Regions from separate parts of the Homo sapiens genome. Here region 1 is linked to region 2. A link is a contact called in ENCODE Hi-C or POLR2A ChIA-PET data. All regions are on one chromosome and are shown on one strand. The core of a region is the stretch at or near the end of the contact, and the rest is flanking DNA. Distances in the headings are between cores, read along the strand shown. Region 1 holds the start of CHCHD5 (coiled-coil-helix-coiled-coil-helix domain containing 5). Region 2 holds the start of TMEM87B (transmembrane protein 87B).

Region 1 (3,563 bases), core at 944-3,443, 530 kb before region 2:
GAGAGAGGGTGAGGCAGGAGGCAGATGAAGTCAGCCTAGGGAAGAACACAGAGAACCCAGCAAGGACCTGGACTTTTGTTCTCAATGTGACACAAAGCCACTGGAGAGCTTTAAGCATAGGTGTGATGAGACCAGATTTCAGTCCTTACATGCTCACCCAGGCCGCTTTATGGAGGCAAGAAAAGAGGGAGGAAGGGAGACCAGGGAGAAGGCTGGGGCAGGTATCCTGGAGGTGGAGGGTGAGGGTGGTGGTGGATTAAAGCAGGGGCTATATGGGGCAAGAAGTGATGATGTTCTGGATTCTGGATGCATGGCAAAGGCCTGTGTGGTGATGGGGTGGGGCTGAGGATGACTCCAAAGTCTTTACCCTGAACAACCAGAAGGATGAAGGGGATGTTATGGAGAAAAGAGATGAACTGAGGTGAGCCCCTCTTACCTCCACAGTTGCAGGTGAGCGTGGCGGCTGCACCTGCTCAGCGCACTGCAGGAAGCGGCGCATATGCTCTGCACAGTTGCCCACAGCTGCCTCGTTCTGTCGAAGACACTCCTCGAAGGCCTCAAAAGGCTGAGCACAGGCCTGGCGGATCTGGCGGATGATTGGGCTGTGGGGGTAGGGCAGTTCAGCCCCTGGGAGATTCCCACCCCACTGCCCACCCCCCACACTGTCTCATACTTGCCCGCACTCACTGGGAGGATGTGCACTGGGCAATGCTCATCTTAAGGTAGTGACAGTCCCGCTGCCAGGATTCCGGCTTGGCCGCCACACACTGGCCATACTGCTCCAGCTCCCGGCCACAGTAGCGAGCGGTGACCTCTAGGGCCGCCTGCCTGTGGGACAGGATGGGCTGAGGATCATTCCAGGCAGTAGGCAAGCAAGGGAATTCTTTTTTTTTTTTTTATTTTTTAGAGACAGGGTCTCACTGTGGCCCAGGCTGGAGTGCAGTGGCACGATCATAGCTCACTGTAGCCACCAACTCCTGGATTCAAGTGATCTTCCTGCCCCAACCTCCTAAGTAGCTGGGACCACAGGCATGAGCCACCATGCCCAGCTAATTTTTTATGTTTTGTAGAGACAGGGTCTTGCTATGTTGCCGAGGCTGGTATTGAACCCCTGGGCTCAAGCGATCCCCCTGCTTAGACCTCCCAAAGTGCTAGGATTACAGGCATAAGCTATGGTGCTCCGCAAAGAAAGGGAGTTCTGGTCTGGGTCTGAAGTAGGACTAGGAGTTCAGGGCAGATGTGGGAATCTGAAGGATCCTGAGATGGTGCCAAAGAAGTGGAGAGGTGAGGCCCAGCCCTGGGGCTTGTAAAGCAGGAGGGGAGCTTCTGGGGAGAGAGTGGAGGTTCTAAAACAAAGTCTGATTAATGTAAGGTAGGCCTTCAGGGTCCTAGAAGACAGGCCTTGAAATCCAGGCATCCCCCAGTAGGCCTGGGGATCATGCACAGAAGACTTGGGGCCTTAGAAGAAAGATCTAGAATTCCAGGGAGAGCTTGAGAGCCCTTAATGGGTTTGGGGGTTCTAAAAGTGAGGTTTAGAGCTCCAAGAGGTGGGGTCTCAGGTCCTGGGGAAGAGTGTCTTAGCCAAAGAGTCTTCAAGATGAAACCTAAGGCCCTGGTGCGGGACTCAAGGTCCCAGGGGCGTGAAGTCTGGAAGCCCTGGATGAGGTTGGTGCTCTGGGAATCCTGGGCAAGGTCAGAGTGGTCTAGGAACAAGTCTGTGGACCCTATAGGTGAGGACTGGGGTCCCAGGCAGATCTGGAAGGTTCAAAAGGTAAAGTTTGGTGATCAAGGGGGAGGAACCTGGAGCTCTGAGGATGGGTGTAGGAGTCATAGAGGTCCCTAAATAAGTCTGTAGTCTTAGGATTTCAGTGTGAAGGCCGGACCTGGGGTACTGGGGGCAGAGATTGGGTGAAGAGTGACTGGACCGAAGTCCTAAGCAGCGCGAGAGGGGGCGAGGCCTAAACGCTTAGAGGGCGGGGCTTGGGCATGCGGAGGGTTGGAGCTCGTGAGCGAAGGCGCTGAATCCTGAGGGTCAGATCTCCAAGAAGGAGGGAGGCTGGTCCTAGTTCCCGAGGTCCTAGACTAGGTCTAGATCACTGGGTAAAAGAAGGGGAGCGGCAGCACGTATGGGGTAGGCGCTCTCACTACTCACATCTCGAGACCTTTGCCGGCGTAGGGCTGTCCGGGGGGAACGACCCGCCTTTTCCGGTATCGGTTGTCATGGCGGCGCCCAGCCCAGCCTGGTTTTTTCCGGTAGCCAATTGAACTAACAACCCCGTTCCCTTTAGGACTAATCTGTCACGGCGGCGCCCTACCTCTTCTTCCGGCCCGGCTCGTCATGGCGGCGCCCTGAGTAGCCACTTCCGCCCTCTTCTGGCTAAATTGCTTCATCCCTATTTCCGGCTTGCCATGGCAGCGCTCGGGGTTTAACGGAAGTAAGCAATGGAAAGTATGGTGGTGCCTCGGGTCCAAAGAGAATGCGCCGCTGAGTTGCGCGGCACCTGACGGGATTGAGCCTCAGACACAAGCGCTCCAAATCTCCGACTGTAGCTGGTGGGAAGCGCCTGCTGTTGCTGCAGCGTCTCAACATGTTGTTCCCATTTTCGTTGGGTGCTGTAGCGGTAGGCTGTTGGGCTCAGGGATAGGGGGCCTGATTCCTAACGCCGCGCTGCCACCATCGGCCTTGCGCAGACGCTGATAATCCCCCTGGCACCCAGGTTCATGCGAGCGCTTGGAACAGGAGGGAAGAGGGAGTCAAACCAAGAGCCGAACTAATTCGGCTTGGGCCTGCCATTTACCCAGCCTGGGACCCAGACGTTTCCCCATCCCTTAGCGTACGCCAGGACAGACATGGCGTTTAATCCTGACTCCATGAGACTATCAAGCTAGTTACTTCCTCTCTTTGTAATTAATTCCTCCTAATGTAGCAACATTTCCCCCTTCCTTCTCATCTGTCTTAAAAGTGTGAGGTTAGACCTGGGCGTGAGTTTCCCCACATAAGAGACTGGATATCCCCTGGTCAGAGAACTGAGCATCAGTCCTGCCGTTTCGTTTGCAGATCTTTCAAGACTCTAGTCAAAATGAGCAGAACATTTTGCAGTTAATCATAGAGTTGAAGATGAACGAGAAGATGAACGAGAGCTACTTGATTGTGAACTAGTAACGACCACTTGGAGTCGCAGTGTGTCTGTAAAATGATGATGACAGTGACATCATAGAGGACATAGTGCAAGTGAACAGTTTGATACTGAGCTTGGAGCCTCAGTAGTTCTGGATAAGTGAGAGCTGTACGGGAGGTTGTAACCATGAGCTACCCTGGTTGGCAGTTGACATCCGAGGACCAGCACTGGTCATCGCACAGAAAGAAAACTTTACACCTTGAGATCCCTCCATTCTTCTTAAACTTCCAAGTGTATGTTTGATGGGAGAAGAGGGGAAGGGATCAACATTTAAAGGCTCTGGAAGGAGTCAGATAACTGTTTTTGGCTTCAAATGTAGAATGAATCCCTAGATTTTCCTCTACTGAGAGAATGAAATCTTAACCCATTCCGTTCCCTTGTTGG
Region 2 (3,701 bases), core at 332-2,831:
TGCAGACTATAACTGGCACACAAATTAGGTCACCAACCCAGAAGAATCCAATCCTGGAGGAAATGGCTGCACTAGGTCTTAAAAGATCCAGAAAGATACCCAGCGTGTTCCTCTGAGTAGCTTTTGTGTTGTGGGAAGTATTTGTAGTCTTTGGAACTACTTTCTTTTTCTGGTTAAGGAAATCAAAATATAAGTCTCATCTTTAGAACCTGGACATTATTTCATGCATGTGGAAAATACCCATCCCAAACAGTGCTGGATGAGTCATCTGACCCCAGAGAAGCCGGAGATAATGCCTCTTCCAGACTTCCTGTCTCTCTTTTGCAAGACTTTCCATAATTCTGCCCCTGCATCTCTCCCACATCATCTCCTCTAATTACCAGACGCCAAGTTTTCTAATAGCCTGCCTTGGAAAGAAGAGTTTCCACCCACTCATGCCTCCAGATTCGCCTTTCAAGCACTCCCTAATCACAAGTCCCGCCCCACCTACACACACACTCTCTCTCCCGGAACTGTGACAGGAACTGTAGAGAAATTCAGGAACTCAAGAAGAGAGAAATAGAGGTAGGGTGACTACTGCACGTTTCCCCCTCATTTAAATTTTTTCTTTCTTTTTTTTTTTTAAGGAAGCGGCAGACCCGCTTTCTAAGTTTATGCAGAAACTGAAGCGCTGGCAAGTCCTCCCTGCGGCCTCAGGGGTGTGGCCCACTGTGGCTGCATCCGGACAGGAAGAGTCGAATCCCAAAGATGCTGCTAGATGTGCCGAGAGATTCCTGATCCAGCCAAAACATGTCAGAGCAGAATGAGGGCCACGGCGTCGGGCATGGTGACCCTCAGTAACAGTCCGAGCGCTCGGACCCGAGGGCCGTCCCATGCGCAATCCTGACGGCTCTTGCCTGCAGCCCAGGTCGGGCCGGAGGAGGGGCCGCTCCCCGCTCCCCGGCTGTAACAGACAAAAGGCTCAGGGAGGGTATCAGGGGACCCGGTGCTGACCCGGCAGAGGCAGGGTGAACAAGCCCGGGGTCAAGCGAAGCCGCACGACGGCCCTGACGGCCCGAGACGTGCCACGCCTGGGTCCCGACACTCCACTTACGTCGTTGACTGTCTCTAACCAGAGCCCGAGCTCAGGGACCGCGCGCACAGCCGCCGGGGTCCAGCACAGGAGGCAGAGGGCGACGCGCAGCAGCGGGGCCCGGGCGGGAAAGCAGCGGCGGCGGCGTGGCAGGAGCCCGGCTACCGAGCGGCAGGCGGCGACCATCTTGACCAGGAAGCTGCACCTGGCGCTCCGAGACGCCTGCCACACCCGCACCTGGTGCAGCACCGCCCCAGGCAGGCGGGTCCGAATCCGGGACGCGGGGCTCGGACTCGGGTGTGGAGGAGGGGCTCGCGCTTGGGCCTGGGCGGAGAGGCGCCGTGCAGTTCTGGGAAACCCGGCCAGGACCGGGAGGCAGGGCTTAGGGCTCTGAGCCGGGCCCGAGCGTGCAGCTGGGAGATGCCTGGAAGGCAGAGATAGGAGCCAGGATGTGGAGTTGGCGGCGAGACGTGGAGGCTGGGCTCAGGGCCTAGCGTGGGCGTGAAGATAGAAGAGGAGCCGGAACGTGCAAGGGAGGGCTGGCAGCCCGAGCGCGGAGGCGGGGCCGGGTAGGGAGGCGCCGCCGGAGTGTGGAGACGAGGCGGGGCTCGGGAGTGTGGGGGCGGGGTGGGAGGCGTGGCTCGGGGCCAAGCTGGGTGTGGGGACAGGGCAGGGTTGGAGGCGGGCTCGGGACTGTGGAGGCGGGGCGGGGCTCGGGACCAGGGCGGAGTGCGGAGGCAGGGTGCCCCAGGAAGGAAGAGCTTGGGGCCAGGCCGAGCGTGGAGGCGGGGCCGTGTGGAGGCGGGGCCGTGTGGAGGCGGGGCCGTGTGGAGGCGGGGCCGTGTGGAGGCGGGGCCGTGTGGAGGCGGGGCCGTGTGGAGGCGGGGCCGTGTGGAGGCGGGGCCGTGTGGAGGCGGGGCCGTGTGGAGGCGGGGCCGTGTGGAGGCGGGGCGGGGCTCGGGACCAGGCCGGAGTGCGGAGACAGAGTGCCCCAGGAAGGAAGAGCTTGGGGCCAGGCCGAGCGTGGAGGCGGGGCCGCGTGGAGGCGGGGCCGTGTGGTGGCGGGGCCGTGTGGAGGCGGGGCGGGGCTCGGGACCAGGCCGGAGTGCGGAGACAGAGTGCCCCAGGAAGGAAGAGCTTGGGGCCAGGCCGAGCGTGGAGGCGGGGCCGCGTGGAGGCGGGGCCGCGTGGAGGCGGGGCCGGGATTTGGAGGCAAGACCCGGCGGGGAGGCGGAGCCTGAGCGTAAAGGCGGGGCTGGTCAGGGAGATGGGGTCGGAGTGGGGAGGCGGAGTTGAGGACCAGGCAGTAGTGTGGAGACGGGGCTGGACGAGAAGGGCTTGGGGTTAGGCCGTAGTGGGGAGGCCAGGTTGGGCGAGGAAGCAGGGCTTGGAGCAAGCCCTAGTACGGAGACGGGACTGGGCGGGGAGGCGTGGCCTGAGTGAGGAGACGGGCCTGAGTGGGGAGGCGGGGCCTGAGTGGGGAGGCGGGGCCTGTCTGGGAGATGAGGCGCAGTGGGGAGGCGGGGCTCGCCGCCAGCGAGCGCGAGTGTCAAGGTCCTGGAGTCGAATGCCTAGTAAGTGCTACGGTTGGAGTGCAGTCTAGAGTTCTGTTCCCAGGGTGTCTCCATTTCTTGCGTCTTCTACACTTACCCCTGCCTCGACCCTCTCAGCTGTATGGAAACCGTTCTTTAAATTCAGGGAATGTGCCAGGAAAGTGCTTTGAGGCCAAGGCCAGTTGAACACAAGGCATTGTGTTGTGAAGGTTAACGTTAATAGGACAGTTAATACTTTTCAGAACAAGTAGTTACTTGACTGGCTTAAAGCTCAGAGGGGTCAGGGCTTGGATCCGTCTTATTGTGTACCTTCCCTTGCATTTTCGGCTGTAAGCTGAATACATGTTTTGCTGTCAAAGAGAATTAGTTCATTCATTATCAAATGTAAATAATATCCAGCAAGGGAATAGAATCCTGTGCTAATATTGTTATTAACGTAGAATAAGATCGATTTATAGTCCAAAGGCCTTGGCTGCTTTACCAGTCACCAGTAATTATTGAGGACCTACTATACACTAGAGATTGCATGTGCATCTTCCCAGTAAGCAACGTGATCAGTTCTGTTTAGGTCAGAATAACTGTAACAGGACCACAGGGGAACATCCACCAGAGATTTAGGAAGTAAGTGAGGGACAGAAGGAGAGAACAATACATGAAATTTAAGTTCTACAAGAAGAGTTAAGGGCGAGTTACCTGTGGGAGTGAGGGGTAAGTCTGAAATCGTTTTAGTTACGAGAGAACTGGAGGAATGGAAAGATCTTCCAGATGACTGGATGTTGGTGTGAGACGGAGAGTGGCAAAGCTGGGAATATTTAAACAGTACCAAAACATACAGGCATTCCTAAATTAAGTTAGGCAGATGGCACCTTTAGTTAAGAACACTGGAGAGGCAATGATTTTTTGTTTTGTTTTGTTTTTGAGACTGAGTCGCGCTCTGTCGCCCAGGCTGGAGTGCACTGGCGCGAACTCGGCTCACTGCAAGCTCCGCTTTCCTGGTTCACGCCATTCTCCTGCCTCAGCCTCCTGAGTAGCTGGGATTACAGGCGCCAGCCACCACGCCAGGCTAATTTTTTTAT

The links. Hi-C counts contacts between places; a loop is a spot of excess contacts on that map. ChIA-PET counts read pairs that join two places held with the same protein, here RNA polymerase II (POLR2A). Pooled maps may share reads with other maps.
Region 1: a loop to region 2 is called in a map of CD8-positive, alpha-beta T cell, with 31 times the contacts of the local background. The contact joins the promoter of CHCHD5 here to the promoter of TMEM87B in region 2. A Hi-C loop is called at or near these places in 23 of 168 maps with a recorded cell type or tissue (A673, B cell, CD14-positive monocyte and 17 more), 25 of 37 single-sample maps with no recorded cell type and 34 of 50 pooled maps. POLR2A ChIA-PET finds 5 or more read pairs at or near these places in 8 of 52 experiments (B cell, CD4-positive, alpha-beta T cell, CD4-positive, alpha-beta memory T cell and 5 more).

The regions. Positions count from the first base shown.
Region 1 is chr2:112,583,239-112,586,801 of GRCh38, reverse strand. It overlaps CHCHD5 (coiled-coil-helix-coiled-coil-helix domain containing 5), which reads right to left and starts at 2,193. Exons shown (of 4, transcript NM_032309.4): 1 at 2,153-2,193; 2 at 688-828; 3 at 437-602. The coding sequence starts at 2,154. LOC101927330 (a long non-coding RNA gene) reads left to right here and starts at 1,530. Exons shown (of 2, transcript XR_923204.3): 1 at 1,530-1,665; 2 at 2,289-3,563. RefSeq lists enhancers at 2,300-2,469, 1,767-2,518, 1,785-2,984.
Region 2 is chr2:112,053,149-112,056,849 of GRCh38, reverse strand. It overlaps TMEM87B (transmembrane protein 87B), which reads right to left and starts at 1,581. Exons shown (of 19, transcript NM_032824.3): 1 at 1,094-1,581. The coding sequence starts at 1,258. RefSeq lists enhancers at 440-779, 810-879 and silencers at 1,610-2,339, 2,540-2,589.